2 separate regions of the Mus musculus genome follow, and region 2 is linked to region 1. The links are chromatin loops, found by intact Hi-C in ENCODE. Cell type or tissue: heart. All regions are shown on one strand.

Region 1 (8,000 bases):
CTACACTCTCAGCCATGAAAAGTGCGGGATGTTTTACAGTGCTGTGGAGCAGGCAGTTTCCCTGGTGTCTATATTCTGTCACTGACGCAAGGTAAACCTTTCCCAGCACTTACAGCTGTTAAAAAATAGTAGCCCAAACTCAGTCTGGGCGGCTGCTGACCCACTGCAGTTACTGATCAATCAGCAGGGACTATCTGGCAGAGAGGATGCAGTTTTCCCTCACTGGCAATCTGAAGAACACAGGGGACCTAGTATGGTACAGATGAGAGATCATCAGTTTAATTTAAACAGACACACTGGGACCAAGCTAATGGATCTCATATCTGAACTAAGTGAAAATACTACCAACCCTTTTAGGAGAATGAGGCACATTTTTCCTGCGCATTTTCAGATTATTTGATTTTATGTTTCCAAAATACTGTGAGGATCTTCTTACTACTAACTTTCACACACCAAAGGTGTGAGAAATGTTACTAATGGAGGACCTTCTGTTTGTCTCACTAAAGTTTTGTGCTCTTTCCTTTAATTACATAGTTGCTACTATATGGTCCTGAAACACTTCTAACTGGTAACAGTGTAACTTAAAATACCTAGATCACACAGTTCCTAGCATTTGTACTAGAAATTAATGCAAAAGACTGTGAATAAGAAGGTCAGCCCTTTCCATGTCAATGAAAGTTCTCAAAATGAAAACCTAGCAGGGAAAACATCACACACCACCTTTTAACTCTCAACTCTATCTGTTTATCCTTCCTTAAGATAACCACAGGTAGTTAGAAAGAGATACCAGTTCAGAGTATGGCATCCAAAAACATCCATCAAACAGCAAAGCCACTGACAAATTATTACCCTTATGGCAACGGCAGACACTTGCTTACATTACACAAACAATTTATGGAGTAGCACTTAGAAACCATGATTTACTTAGAAGCTGAAAAACAGGATAGCTACAATACTGCATAGCAAGTTCCAATCCTGCCAGGGATACTGAGTAAAACAAACAAGCTGGGCATGAGAGTAATGACTTTAAACCCAGCACTCTGGAGGCAGAGGCAGAGGCAGGCAGGGCTCTGTGAGTTCCAGGCCTGCCAGGGCTATATAGCCGTTCTCAAATACACAAAACAAAACAAAAAACAACTTGCTCAATAATAAAAAAAAAAAACAAAAACACCCAAAAACAAAACCCCAGGAATTACGGAGATTTTAAAGAGCACTAGGCAGTGGTGGTGCACACCTTTGTACCCAGCGCTTGGAAGGCACAGGCAGGCAGATTGAGGCCAGCATGGTCTACAGAGTGAGCTGCAAGACAGCCAGAGCTACACAGAGAAACCTGTCTCAAATCATATTCATTCATATAGATGTATGTGTATATATATATATATACACACACACACATACACGCACATAGATATATGTACATATACAAATACATACACATACACATATATGTGTATGTGTATGTATATGTATATGTAGGGGGGGATGGAGTCTGTGAGCACACATAATCTATCAGATGATTAGTTCTTCCTTCTGCAGGGAAAGAGGTTGTTCAACACTAACACCATTAAGGATTGCGACATTGTTAAAGCAAAAACCATTGCACAATAAACCCTAGCTCTTTAGGCACCACCTTCATAGCAAAACAAATGCTAAGAAAGCCATTCCTTCAATTGTGCAAGACCAGAGAACTAACCTGAACATGCTCTAGAAGTAAAGCAAGGAAAGTCACTTGTGGTTTTTGCTAGGGATCTGCTTTGTGACATAAGAAACTTAAGGTTAGCTTGGCTGGGTCAAGAAAAGTGAACCCAACCAAGCTCATAGTATTTTGCTCTAATAGCTTTGAAGATATTGTTGATCTTCCTTAACGTTTAAAAGGGCAAAGTTTTTTTTTTACCTTGTGATGTCAGAAAGTCAAATGATGTGCTCCAGATTAGTTACTAATTTCCAGCCTGAATATTTTACTTTCCGTTTCTTTTTAACAGCCTGAGTAATTTCTTATATTATGTACATATAATATCTAGAATTTTTAATAATCCTGAAGTTGTTTTAAAACAGGATCTGATTTTCACAGGGCAACTGCCAAAATTACTCCAAAGAGTGTGTATCAATTAATTATAATTATTTTGATAGTATCATCAAACTTTAATAATAAAAAATTGAGTTAATATTTAAATTTGACTAAAAATGTGGCAAAAATAGTAAAAGATGATATTTAAATGCAGTATACCAACTCCCTTTTAAAAACCCTATCCATATTAAAAAAAAAATACACGCTTAACTATTAGGACAAATTGAATTCCAAGTTATAGGATTTACAGAGCACTTCCTAAGTCAGACACTGTGAACTTGGGGATACAAAGATGCAACTTTTAGAGACAGCTTAGTCAGCAGAATCCTCCTATGAACAAACTCTTCAAATATTGGCCAAGCACATGGATATGGTGGAGAAACACTACTCATCCCTGAAGGGCTTAAGACCTTCGCCATGGAGTAGTCGACACTCCCTGAATTGGCTCTGAATGACTTGTTATATGGAAAGAGACTACTATAACCTTGTAACATTTTTCCCTTAGAAGCCACACCAGTGTCTATGTGCTCTGCTCAGAGCAAAGCATACATATCAAATGCAATTCTAGAGATTCTGTAATTCTCAGGTATAAATCTGTCAGTTTTCCCGACGTTTCCTTGGGCTCACATGAACCCCTAACAGGCATTCTCTAATTTTAACAATTATTCTAAAAAAATGCTTAAAAGGCACACCTCAGCAATCCACTCTCCAATGTGTGTGTGTGTGTGTTTTTTTTTTCCCTTCCCCTCGCTGCAGTGTTATCACATGACCCACTGACAGCTCAGGACAGGATTAGTCAGGCTGGAGGGCGCCTAGCTAAAACCCTTCAGCTGAAACGCTTTTAACCAATGAGCCACCCACAGAGCCAAGCTGCCAATTAACCTGTGCAAATGGAACCTTATTTTCAGGAAAACAACAGATACTTAAAAAAGAGGAAAAAAAAAAGTCTTCTTTCAAAGCTCTCTGCCTGGCTTTAAGGGAGCCGTGAAGAGGTTTGATTCTATACAACCGAAAGCTTCAGCCAACAAGAGCCATTTGGGAATGACTGGCTTGTCTAAACATGGCTTATTGAGGTCTTTTATGATCACTACACTTAAGCCTATGAACATAACAGTGGAAAGCAACCTTCCATTTAACTGCGTTTGGTTAGCTGGTCAGTAAACGAATAAACAACAGAAGACCAAGCAAAGGATTAAGAAACTCGATTTTTGGTTCCTCTTTTCCCAATAATTAGATGTCTGAAGCCAGGCATGGCTTCTCCTTTCCAGAACCTTAGGCGTCTCGCCTGTAAAACGAGAGGGTGGGACTGCACGACTAGGGTATTTTTCAGCTCTAAGGTTCTCCGGTATCTAGGTGTCCTCCAGTGAAGCGGTTCCCTACAGAATAAGCCACATCTCCCTCTAGCCGCGGGGCCTGCCCACATCAGCGATGACATTACACCTTCTGCACGGTCCACCTGCCCAGAGGTCCACGGGGCAAAGGGGGACGGAGTAGGCGTTCCCTCGACCCGAAGACATTTAAATGAGGCCAGGAGCAGATGAAGACAGTGACAAGAAGTGGCCCTCAGAGACAGACCAGTGTCTGACAATACCCAGAGAACTCGGAGCGGGTAGGGCAATCATCAGGAGCCCACTTAGCCCATGGGAAGGTTCCAGTCGGTGCTCTCACGCTCGGCCCACCGAAGTCACGGAAAAGCTCACGCAAAGCTGGAGAGGTGCTTGTGAACTGAGCGATGGGGGAAATGAATCCCATTCCCTCCCCGCTGGCTGAACAGGTGAGAGCACAAGCCAAGGGCTTGGTGGACACGCTCACTTTCCCGTACTCACTGAGACGAGGCTGGGATAGGTAGTTCCGGCTCACCGCCAGCGCCTGCTCCCGAGCTCCGGCCATCGGCCCACCGGTGGGCACGGGCAGTTCGGGTGCGGCCCCGTTCACGATTCCCCGCATCGCTCGCAACGCCATCTTGTCTCCTCCGTCCCGACTGGCCCCGCAGCAGCGCGGCGCAGGCGCACATATAGCAGGGAGGCCCGTGCGGCCGGCCCCACCCATGCGCGCTTCGAAGCTGCGGCAGAGGCCCCGCCCTCTCGGCGGCGCCCCGCCCCCAGACTCGTGACTGGAGCTCTGCGGGGGCGGTGCAGGGTGCGCGCGCATGCTAGGCGCATAGGGAGCTGACCAGAGTGCTGGGAGCGCGGATCTGAGGCTGGGAGCGGGAAAAGAGAAGCGAAAGGGGCCAGAGGGCAAAATTGACACAAGAGAGAGGATTCACGAGAAAAAGAAAGATTCATTGGAATGTAGGGAAGGAAGAGATAGGAAAACGTGCATAAGAAAATACAGACAACTGAGGTTCATAATCAAGCTGTGGAAAACACCTTGGAAAGCAGAAGATAGAAAACCTAGTCCCATGATTGGTAACTTTGTGTCGAAATTTATTTCAGTTTATCCTACTACCAAGTTCTTTTTTTTTCGTGGATCTTTTCGAACAGACTTGGCTTTCTTGCATATCCGAAGAGTATATGGTGTGGAAGACCACCTTAGGAACAGATTGGAAAACCAGTTAAGAGGTTAGAACGCACAAAGGGTTCTAGTTTCTTTTCTTTGGCTGTGATAAAATTAGCTAGCGGTTGGCTTGGTGTGATGGCGCAAGCCTTTAAACGCAGCACTCAGGAGGCAGAGGCAGGAAGGTCTGAGTTCCAGGGCAGCCAGAGCTACATAGTGAAACTATGTTTCAAAACAAAAAAAACAAAAAGAAAAACCAGCCTGTGAGAAACGAACAACACAGTAAATTGATTGTTGTTCTCTTTACAATATAAGAACAGAAGAGGAAAACAAGAACTTTGCTATGACGGAGCAACATACTGAAAAACTTCTTTGTGTTAGTTCCCCATAGATTTGTTGATAAATACACAAGAGGATGTCTAGACTGGCCTTCGGTAAGGTTTATAACTTATCAGTTTGGGAAGCATGGATCTTTGCCTCATTCACAAAATTACTATGTTGTTGTTTTGTTTTTAAAGATTTATTTATTTGTATGTATGTGAGCACACTGTTACTGTCTTTAGACACACCAGAAGAGGACTTCGGATCCCATCATGATGGTTGTGAGCCACATGTGGGTTCTGGGATTTGAACTCAGGAAGATCAGCCAGTGCTCTTAACCGCTGAGCCACCTCTCCAGCCCAATTACTATGTTGTTATAAAATTCCCTTTGGGCTATATATGTGAGGTATGTATGGAATATAAATGAGTTTTATCTATAGACTTACAGCCTATATACAAGACATATTATGTAAATATTTCACAATTAAAAAAAAAAGAAATTTGAGAGGCTGGAGAAATGGCTCAGTGGTTAAGAGCACTGACTGCTCTTCCAGAGGTCCTGAGTTCAGTTCCCAGCAACCACATGGTGGCTCACTGATGATAAGTTATAAACCTTACTGAAAGCCAGTCTAATGGGGTCAGATGCACTCTTCTGGTGTGTCTGAAGACAGCTACAGTGTACTCATATACATAAAATAAATAAATCTTTTAAAAATCTTTTTAAAAAAAGGCAAAATAAGAAATTTGAGATCTAAAGCATTCCTGCTCCCAAGCATTTCAACTAAAAGTCAGTCAGCTGATGTTACAAATGAAGTAAATGTAGCCAGGTTACCTAAGTCTACTTTGAGTGCATCTCAGGTCCCTATGTAACAATCCTTCAATCCTCGATAAAATTGCTGGAAGTATTAAAAGAGGTAATTGAATGTAAACAGAGAGTTCTATATAGTTCTTTTTTAAAAAGTGAATCCTCTAAAGATTTATTTATTTATTTTAATTATATGAGCATACGGTCACTGTCTTCAGACATATCAGAAGAGGGCATCAGATCCCATTACAGATGGATGTGAGCCACCATCCACCATGTGGTTGCTGGGAACCTTTGAAAGAGCAGTCAGTGCCTTTTTTTTTTTTTTTTTTTTTTTAGATTTATTTATTATTAAACACAAGTACACTGTAGCTGACTTCAGGTGCACCAGAAGAGGGCGTCAGATCTCATTACGGGTTGTTGTGAGCCACCATGTGGTTGCTGGGATTTGAACTCAAGACCTTCGGAAGAGCAGTCAGTGCTCTTACCCACTGAGCCATCTCTCCAGCCCAGTCATGTAGTTCTTTTAAACTTTTTATGGTTTGGAATTTTTTTGCATGTGTATAATACATTTTGATCAAATCTACTCCCCAATTCTCTTTCCTCCAATTCTTACTCCATCTCCTGCCATTCTATGCCTCCCAAGTTCATGTCCTTTTTAAGTCTACCGAGTCAACTTTGTGCTGCTTGTATGTGCCTGGGTATAGGACCATCTGCACAGGTGACTTCTTTTACTTCCTTTACACCTCAGGACTGCGAGGGTAGCTGGCCCAGGCATAGAGAATGTGGCCTGAGCAGGAAACTTGGAGTCAGCAAGCCTGGCTTCAGTGTCTGTTTGAGTACACAATGTGACCTTGGGACAGCCATTAGTTCCTTCTGTCTCTCACTTGCCATCTGTGAACGGGAAATAGTTTATGTAATATAGCTTTTAAGAATGTAGTTAGTTAGTTTTTTTGAAACACTTTTTTGTAGACCCAGCTTGCCTCAACTTTCCTCTGGAGCTATAGAGGGAGCTTGGCCTTGAACTCTTGATCCACCTGTCTCCAATGCCCAAAGCTGGTATTATGAGCATGGTCCTCTAGGCCTGCTCTTCTTAAGGATTTAAAATGAAGAAAAAGGCTAGTAGCACCAGAAACTCTGGTACAAATGTGAAATTGTATTTCATTGCAAATATTTATTGAGGAAGAAAAATTAAGGAAGGGAAGGCAGGAAGAGCTCATGCCAGTGACTAAAGTTTCCCCATAGAATGTGAATCTTTCTTTATTGAATGGAAAATACCACTCAGGTGTAAAATACTGAGTTTCCTTATGTGAGTGTCCTTTTTAGAGGACTAATTTATAATTGTTAGATTTTTAGAAAGGAGAAATACAAGATATTTCTCTCCAATTTGCAGTTGGTGAAACAGAAGTCTCAGAAAGTAAAGTGATTTCCCTGTGCTTTGAGCTTCTTAGACTGTAAGCAATGCCTGTTGACTCCATAACTTCCATGCACACATGTTTTGCCTAGCTCTTCTGTATAAATTCAGATCAATCTACAAAGACCCCAGATACAAATTATCAACGAGGAATTTTGGAACATCAAATTAGTTCTAAGATGAGTGAGTGCATCTGATCCAAAGAGAGAGTACAAGCCCAGGCTCTCACCTAGAATCTGCTAAAACGCCCTTCTCTGATAGCAATAAGCTGTTATTACAGCATCTGGGGTTTTCAGGCAAAGCTCCAGAGACATTCTAATTTGGATCATCTCTGCCTTTCCATCATGGTCATGATCTGCATTGTCTCTAAGTCTGAATCTCAGAACTATGAAAGTTTTTTTTTCCCCCTTAGCTTACTTGCAATGCAGTCAGAGAATCAAAAGCATTCAAATGATGCCTTCTGAAAGCAAATGGTAATGAACTCAAAATAGTGTGTTCACTGGAGAAACTCCAGAGAACTGAAGGACACATTCATTATTGCTCTGAGCCATAAATACATTATACCAGGCTAGATGGAACATAAATACATTATGCCAGGCTCACCATTAACCAGTCTTATGTCTGTGTGCCCATGCCATATCTCTAAAGCAAAAATAGCATTATTTCAGTACAATATGTATAAGGAACACAAGGCTAAATAATGGAGACAAGAAAAACATGTACGATCCTACAGAGATAGCACGTAAAACACTGTAAAATGAAATGCTAGGTTGCATACCTTTTTTTTTTTTTAAAGTCCCTATTGTTGAACAAGGCCCAAAGAGGGGAAATACTTGTTTCAGTTAGTATTTGGAGAAGAGGGTCTAGGGCTTAGTGGTAGATCCCTTGCTTAGCAG
Region 2 (8,000 bases), 290 kb after region 1:
CTACCATGTATGTGTGTGTGTGTGTGTGTATGTAAGTATGCATGAATTTTTGTGGAGTGGATGAGACTGAGACGGGTGGCCAGGCCCGACAAAATATGTGAACATGTCTGTGTATGTGTATAAAAATGTATGTTTCTGTGCCTATTGCCTATGTAAAAGTTTTCCCTTCTGTAAGCATGTCTTTCCTGGCTCCCTAAAGTTAATTGCTCCAAGCCTCCCTCTCACCTGGTCAGCAAGAGGGGAGGCTTCTGGGCAAGAGAGAAAGGAGCCTTAGCAATACATGCTCTACTGAATTCCCTGCTGCTACACAGCATATGTTCATGACCAGAGAATTATAAAGTAACTTTATAAAGTAAGTAAGAGGTAGGTTTTCCAGCACTTATTCGAGCAGAGAGAATTATAAAGTAAGTTTGTAAAGTACGAGTTAAGTTTTCCAGTGCTTACTCAAGCACAGAGAATTATAAAGTAAATAATAAGAGAGATAAAGATTTAAGTTTCTTCAGCAAAGCACAGAACAGTAAGAAATAGCTAACTTTTTAGGACAGAGCAATAAGAAAGAGTTAAATTTCCTACCAGGCTGGAGATCATCAGTCTTTTGGCCTTCGTCCAATGCTAGGTCCCATTTCAGCCCTTAAGGCCAGGCAGGCCTGTGGCAACTGTGCCTTCTAGAAATGTGTAATGAGCTGGGGAGATGACTGCTAAGCAACTGTTGTCTTTTCTTAAAGAACAGGAAAGACCAAGCCTACCCCGTGTTGCACCACTGTCTCAGGGAAACGCCTCAGCAGCAGCAGCAACATTTCTGATCGTTCCAGCGTGTTGAAGCATTGCTCTGTCACCTTCAACAACATTTCACACTGGACCCGACCGGGAAGGGTTTCAAATAAACCTGTCAACAACATTTCACCTGTTAAGTTTGTTCTTATTTTCCCCACAAAGAAAATAGGCATCTTTCCATTCATAAAGTACTCAGAATTCATCTGCAAACTAGCATACTTCTGAAATCCAGAGTGTTTGGCACAAGCTGTTTGTTGAATGACCATGAAACATTTGGAGGCCTAATGATGCTGGGGGCAGAATCCATCACCACTGACTACACTAACTATCCTAAGCATGAACTTGCTTAAGTTGAAATGGCCAACACCATCCGCTTGCTAATTATCTAGAATTGGGAGTCTTTGAGGAGCTATCACAATCAACACAGAAGTTTGATGCTTTTTTCTTCTCTTGTGAAGCTCTATCTGGCTTACCTGTGATGGTTTGTATATGTTTGGCATAGGGAGGGGCACTATTAGGAGGTGTAGTCTTGCTGGAGTAGGTGTGTCATTGTGGGTGTTGGTTTTAATACCCGAAGCCAGTATTCTGCTAGCAGCCTTCAGATGAAGATGTAGAATTCTCAGCTCCTCCTGCACCATGTCTGCCTGGATGCTGCCATGTTCCCACCTTAATGATAATGGACTGAATCTCTGAACCTGTAAGCCAGCCCCAATTACATGTTGTCCTTATGAGAGTTGCCTTGGTCATGGTGTCTGTTCATAGCAGTAAAACCCTAACTAAGACATTATCTATAGACGTTTTCATCATCAGAAATATGTAAAATATGTTCAAAATACACTCAACCTTCTGATCTCATTGACAGATGACTATCACACAGGCACAAAGTGTTCTAAGTAAATGATAAAAGGACCAGTTAATATCACTGTGGACTTTCATTGCCTAGAATAAAAAGTAAAGTGGGTTTCACTATGACAGGTGTGACTGAGATGCCTGTGGCAGACGCACTATTCCAGAAGTGGCCATTTATAATTAGACCGGAACTGTACTCACTCCGTAAGAACTGGGTCTGCTTATCTTGTGAGTCGTTCCTCAATGCTGACGTGATGATGCTGATTTCTCTCCATACCACCGGCTGGTCCGGGAAATTCACAAACCTGTTTTTAAAATGAATGCATTAAAGTAAGATGTGAAACTCAAACAAGGAAGAACAATAGCATTTAGAGAAACCCATTTTTCTTTAGGTGAATGATTACATATGTCTGAACAAAGGATAGAAATACACAAAAATAATCTATCAGTTTGAAAAATTTGAGAGTACTCATAAAAATCTTTAGACATTGTTGTGAATGAGGGGCTGGAGATGTAGCTCAGTTAGACTGATTGCTTATCATGCACAAAGCCCTGGGTTCCAATCCTGTATTCTACAGCACAGGTGTGGCGGTGAATGCCAGTAGTCACAGTGTTTGAGACATAAAGGCATGAGATCAGAGGTTCAAGGTCATCCTCAGATACTTTTTTTTTGGGGGGGGGGGAGCGGCTCTTTTCTTTCTTTCTTTCTTTCTTTCTTTCTTTCTTTCTTTCTTTCTTTCTTTCTTTCTTTCTTTCTTTCTTTCTTTCTTTCTTTTCTCGAGACAGGGTTTCTCTGTGTAGCCCTGGCTATCCTGGAACTCACTCTGTAGACCAGGCTGGCCTCGAACTCAGAAATCCACCTCCCTCTGCCTCCCAAGTGCTGGGATTAAAGGTGTGCGCCACCACTTCCTGGCCTCAGATACTTTAATAAATCTGAACCCACAGCAATCTAGAGGACACAAAAGACGTGGTCTCAGAAAGAGAAAACAAAAGCAAGCCAAGAGCCTTCATGCATTCACCCGTTTACACTGTGACCAGTCAGCTCCAGCTCCTGTTGCTATGCCTTCCCCACCAGGATGGACTGTATCCTTAAAACCTGAGTCAGGACACACCCTTCCTTTCTGAGCTGCTTTCTATCAGTCACAGCAACAGAAAAAAATAACACTCTATTAAAAACAACAAGAAAAACAAGAACAAAACTCACAAAGGTAAACCACAGGCCAGAAATAACCAAAGAGAACAGTCGCAGCGACACTCGTATGAGGGGCACCAGCAGTATAGTAGCCGGGCGGTGGTGGCGCACGCCTTTAATCCCAGCACTCGGGAGGCAGAGGCAGGCGGATTTCTGAGTTCGAGGCCAGCCTGGTCTACAGAGTGAGTTCCAGGACAGCCAGGGCTATACAGAGAAACCCTGTCTCGGGGGAAAAAAAGAAACAATGATATAGTAAGATATCATTTTCCCCATGATACAGGTGGGGTGTGGCGGCATAGCCTCTGTCCCAGCTAAGAAAAGAGGAACAAGTGGGTCTGAGTTCAACACTACCCTGCCCAATAAAGTGAGGTTCCTCTGTCTCATGAGGAAGAAAAGGAAAAACAGGGGTGGTGGTGGTGGAGGAGATGAACATATACAGGTTGGCAAAAATGTGGAAAACTGCCAATTCATATATATACACATATAAATATATATGTATATATATATATATATATATATATATATATATATATATATACATACATATATATAATTTGTGGAAACAGATATTTAGGCTATCCTTTTTAAAGAGTAATTTGATAGATGATGAATTGTACATATCCCTTAGCTACAAAACATCAAAATATGGGTGCAGAATTACTCACTGACATTCCAAACATAAATAAATTGGAAATTAACCATGCACCCAGAAAATGATACATGGCCATTAAGAACATCAGTTGTCTCTATAGACTAGACCCAGAGGGTCCACAACAGCGGGTTATGAAAGTACACTTCAGGGTAGAATGGCCTCGCTTTTATCAGCTACCCAGTGTATGTATGTATACATATGGAGACACACAAAACTTAGCTCTGGGTTAGAAGGGATTTCACATTTCATTCTATCAATTGCTGTCTGAATGTTTGTAATGAGCCTATGATAAATCACTGGCTACAAATTTGGGGATTAAAATACAAGAATTAAAAAGTCGTCTCTGTAGAACGCCTGTTGGCAATTAAGGCCTGAATTCTGGGTACCAGGGAAGAGGATGATCTTGCAGAGCCCCGACTGCTACTATCAATTGTTCATATCTGAAGAGGACCCCTTCAGATATCAACAATAGCTCCCAGAACGATCCCAGTTAACTCACATGTCATACAGCAACCTCCCTGCGGTGGCAGTCCTCTCGGCATTCCGTTCGATGGTGTACATTTCATACTGAAACAAGGCAGACAGGGTCAACGGCTTCCACGGTGGTAGCTGGTCCAGCTCCAGCCCACCTGCAGCACTGCTCAGAGGTGGGCCTTCACCCAGAACACCCACGAAGGGAAATGAGAGCCTGGTGGCCCAGAATTCACCCCATCTGCAGGGCTTCTAGGATCAAGTGGAGTAGAAACGTCCCCAAAGAAGCAGCAACTGAACAGATGGCTGCTACCATGATCAATGAATGAATGCCCTGGGCCCTAGTGGCAAAGATGCACTGTACAGGATCAACCAGACCCGGATTTACTGTATGGTTTCCGCCTTTGCAGGTGCTGGGGAAAAGGTTGGTCAACTGTCCTGTGGAGCAGGGTAGGAGCAACGTGGGGAGGGGGACAGCGGCCGCGCAAAGCGCCCAGGGCCACTGGGCTCGGCCAAACGCTCTCTTCCGCGCGTGCGGACGCGCCGGGTCTGACTCACCTGGATGTTGAAGTCGGCCGGGTAGAGGCTGCGGGCCGTGATCAGCCATGCCTTGGCTGCCCACAGGTCCTGGGGCACTAGTTCCCGGGCTCGCTGCACCAGAAACTCACAGTCGCCCTGGGCCGACATGGTCCCGGGTTTTTGCCCTTCCAGTAGGCGACACTAGGGCGCCGCCAACCCCCAGGTGGCCACTGCGCATGCCCAGAGACCAGCCAACCACAGGCCGCAGAGGTTCTGTAGAGTCCTATGGAAACTACGGAGACCTGGATTTTCATTACTCGGATTGCCATCCGTCGATGGTAGCGCGCCGCTGACCGCCTGGGAGTAAGCGTCAGAGTCGGCAACCCTGTGCTCCAGGTTCTTGCGTTCTCCTTTGATTCCAGCCCGGGTTTGAAGGTCCGCGACACGCTCAGACACGGAGCGGCGGTCCTTCGGTGTAAATAAACCTGGTGCCCAGGGTTAAGGTGTAGTTTCGAAGTGTCGCGGAGGGCTGGGCCTGGACTGTGCAAGACGACCCCACCCTCGCATGCGGAAAGACCCTGGATCGCCTGTTGCTTTTGAGCTTTGCCAACATCTTTGCCCCTGCCCCAGGCATTATTTCGCCTGAATCTTATTCTTTTTCTCCTATACGGAAAAATTAGCATTTAGAAGATGCTCGGCTGGATGTCCGAACCACCTGCTCTGCAAGAGTTAAAAAAAAAAACAAAAACAAAAACAAAAAAAAACAAAAAAACAAAAAAAAAACAAAAAAACTTTGATCATTTGAACAATGGAAAATAGCTGCAGTATAAATCGGTACCGAAATCCTGGCTTTGGTTTTGCATTTGAACAACCACAATAACAAAACAGTCCCCCTGTTCTGTTGACAAGGCAATATTCATTTATTGAATTGGAAGTGTCCGGAAAGTGAATTGCTAGCTTTGGTTTTCCGTCTAAGTGCATGTATATATATATATTTCTTATAGGTGTTTGTATATAGTTCCTATCAACTGTAGCCATCATTTGCCACTTAAAACCAGGACATCGAAGAATTCAGAGCTGGTTTTCTTTTCTTTTTTCCTTTGAGACATTCGGTCATGGCCCAAGCTGACCTTAAACTTGGCAAGTATACGAGGATGATCTTAAACTCCTGATTCCTGACTTCCATCTCCAAAGTGCTGGAATTAAGGACATGTGCCTGTTCTGATTAATTTTTTTTTCTTTAACAAAGAAATTAGGAATTTACTTATTTAAGTAAAAAATACAGATATTAAAAATAAATATGAATATAAACATTACAATAGTGAATTGCAGTTCTTGGATGAAGCTTTGTTTATGTCAAAGATTATTTGTGAAGAGAAGGGACATAGGCTACGAAACAAAACTATTTGGGGCAATAAACATCTACATCATCTCTGATATCTGACCTAACTGTCTTCTTCCAGATAAGCTTTTTAGGAGGGATCTTTAAGCCTGGAAGACTTGAAGCTCCAGTAACCTTCAAGTTAAGAATGAAATAATACCTGGTCTTTATGGAAGAGGTTTCCCAACCTTTCTCTAGCCCAGCTACCCGATGTCTATGCTGGCAAATGCATTGATCTGTTGCTCTCTTTTGTTCTGTGATCCTAGAAGCTCAGGTGGCTTCCCTACCGTGAACATATCATCCAAGGCAAGGTGAGACCTGGCCAAACCATCTCATTCATATTAAGCTTTGAATGAACTTTCTTTTAAGTTCCTTTATTGTTTTATATCGATCTTATTTATAGAAATGTAAAAATACAGGCTTGCTAATGAATAATTTATAAACAAGTAGTAAAAATTTGTGGTGAATTAGTGTGCTGATTCAAAAAGTGCAGAGACAGAGGGGTGTCGTTTTAGGTAAAACACCAAAAAATGTCAAACTCAAGTTTGGTTATCCTGAATTTTTAAAGGAAGTCTGAAAATTTAGCTGGCCATAGTGGCTCAAACCTTTTATACCAGTACTTGGAACAGAGGCAGGTGGACCTCTGTCACTTCAAGGCCACCCTGGTTTATTTAGGCAGTGTCAGGCTAACCAAGGCAAAGAACAGAAAGAGAAACCAAAGAGGCTGGAAAGATGGCTCAGCCACCCTGGTTTATGTAGGCAGTGTCAGACTAAACAAGGCAAAGAACAAAAAAGAGAAACCAAAGGGGCTGGAAAGATGGCTCAACAGTTAAGAGCACTGACTGCTCTTCTGAAGGTCCTGAGTTCAAATCCCAGCAACCACATGGTGGCTCACAACCATCCGTAATGAGATCTGTGCCCTCTCCTGGTGTGTCTAAAGACAACTATAGTATACTTACATAGAATAATAAATAAATCTGAGAGAGAGAGAGACCAAAGAGGGAATAGGAGTTCTGAAAATTCACAGGTGGTTTGAATGAGAATGGTCCCCACAGGCTCATTGGTTTGAATCCTTGGTCACCAGGGAATGGAACTATTTGAAAAAAATTAGGGGGTGTGGTCCTCTTGAAGGAGGTGTGTCATTGGCTGGAGTCTCACTCTTCCTGCTGCCTGCAGATCAGGATGTAGAACTTTCAGCTACTTCTTGAGCAGCTTATCTACATGCTGCCATACTCCTTGCCATGATGGCAGTGGACTAAACCTCTGAAACTGTAAGCCAGCCCTAATTAAAATGTTTCCTTTATAAGAGTTGGCCTTGGCATTGGTGTCTCTTCACAGCAATAGAACACTAAGACAGAAGTTGGTGCCAGGAGTTGGGTATTGCTGTGACAGGCTTGACCATACTGCGTGTTGGTGGAATGTTCGAACTTTGGACTAGAAAAGCAGTTGAACACTTTGACTGGGTTTTAATGGGACATACTACAAGGAGCACCAAAGGCAGTAGTGCTGAAAGATGCCCGTTATGACAGGTGAGCTCAAGGGGCTTCAGAGAAGAATGTTAGTAAGTAGACTAAAGATAGTTGTTGGTGAAGAATGTAGCTGCTTTCTGCCCTTGTCTGAAAAAATAAATCTATCTGAGGCTAAGTTGGAGAGTTTTAGATTAATGGTGTTGGGAGAGGAGATTTCAAGACAGCTTAGTATTGACTCTGTTGTGTTATTAGAAGTCACTCTTATACAGATCTATAATGAAAAAGAGAAAGCTGCGAAAGAAATAATATAAAATGTACAGTTTGAGGAGGAAACGAGCACCAAAAAGTGTAATGGAGCTAAGTTTAGTGCCCAAGGAGATTAAGAAGTTTAAAGAAAGGCCTAATGCTAAATGAAATAAAGGGAATGGTGACTTCCAGGCAAGACTCTACCCAGCTGAGCTTCCAATTGTGGGAAATTAAATTTAAAATTAAAGAAAAGCTTAAGCAGCTAAGTAAACATCAAAACCAGAAAACTGGTGAAAATGTATGTATCTGAAGAAGGAGGTCAAGTTCTACCCCTAGCAAGATCGAGACCTTGTCAGCTTTGACAACAAAGTTTTGGCTTTAGAGTTGAAAGAAAGATGAAATTTCAAGACCTGTAAGTCATACAAAGTACTCAGAAATTGCTGGTTG

The links. Peaks named below come from ENCODE experiments on the same cell type or tissue, not always from the same donor. Only the 100,000 strongest peaks of a DNase experiment are listed, where the experiment ranks them.
Region 2: it touches region 1 in a loop (6-fold over the local background); 3 of 42 quality-filtered maps call a loop at or near these places.

The regions. Positions count from the first base shown.
Region 1 is chr8:69,084,823-69,092,822 of GRCm38, reverse strand. Slc18a1 (solute carrier family 18 (vesicular monoamine), member 1) reads left to right here and starts at 3,601. Exons shown (of 17, transcript NM_153054.2): 1 at 3,601-3,842. It overlaps Atp6v1b2 (ATPase, H+ transporting, lysosomal V1 subunit B2), which reads right to left and starts at 4,087. Exons shown (of 14, transcript NM_007509.3): 1 at 3,895-4,087. The coding sequence starts at 4,030. In heart, no CTCF peak of the experiment used is centred here; a DNase peak (open chromatin) is centred at 4,132; H3K4me3 peaks cover 1,933 bases; H3K27ac peaks cover 1,297 bases.
Region 2 is chr8:68,790,645-68,798,644 of GRCm38, reverse strand. It overlaps Ints10 (integrator complex subunit 10), which reads right to left and starts at 4,716. Exons shown (of 17, transcript NM_027590.4): 1 at 4,497-4,716; 2 at 3,967-4,034; 3 at 1,825-1,928; 4 at 747-886. The coding sequence starts at 4,625. In heart, a CTCF peak has its summit at 4,629; DNase peaks (open chromatin) are centred at 4,144 and 4,754; H3K4me3 peaks cover 1,741 bases; H3K27ac peaks cover 1,310 bases.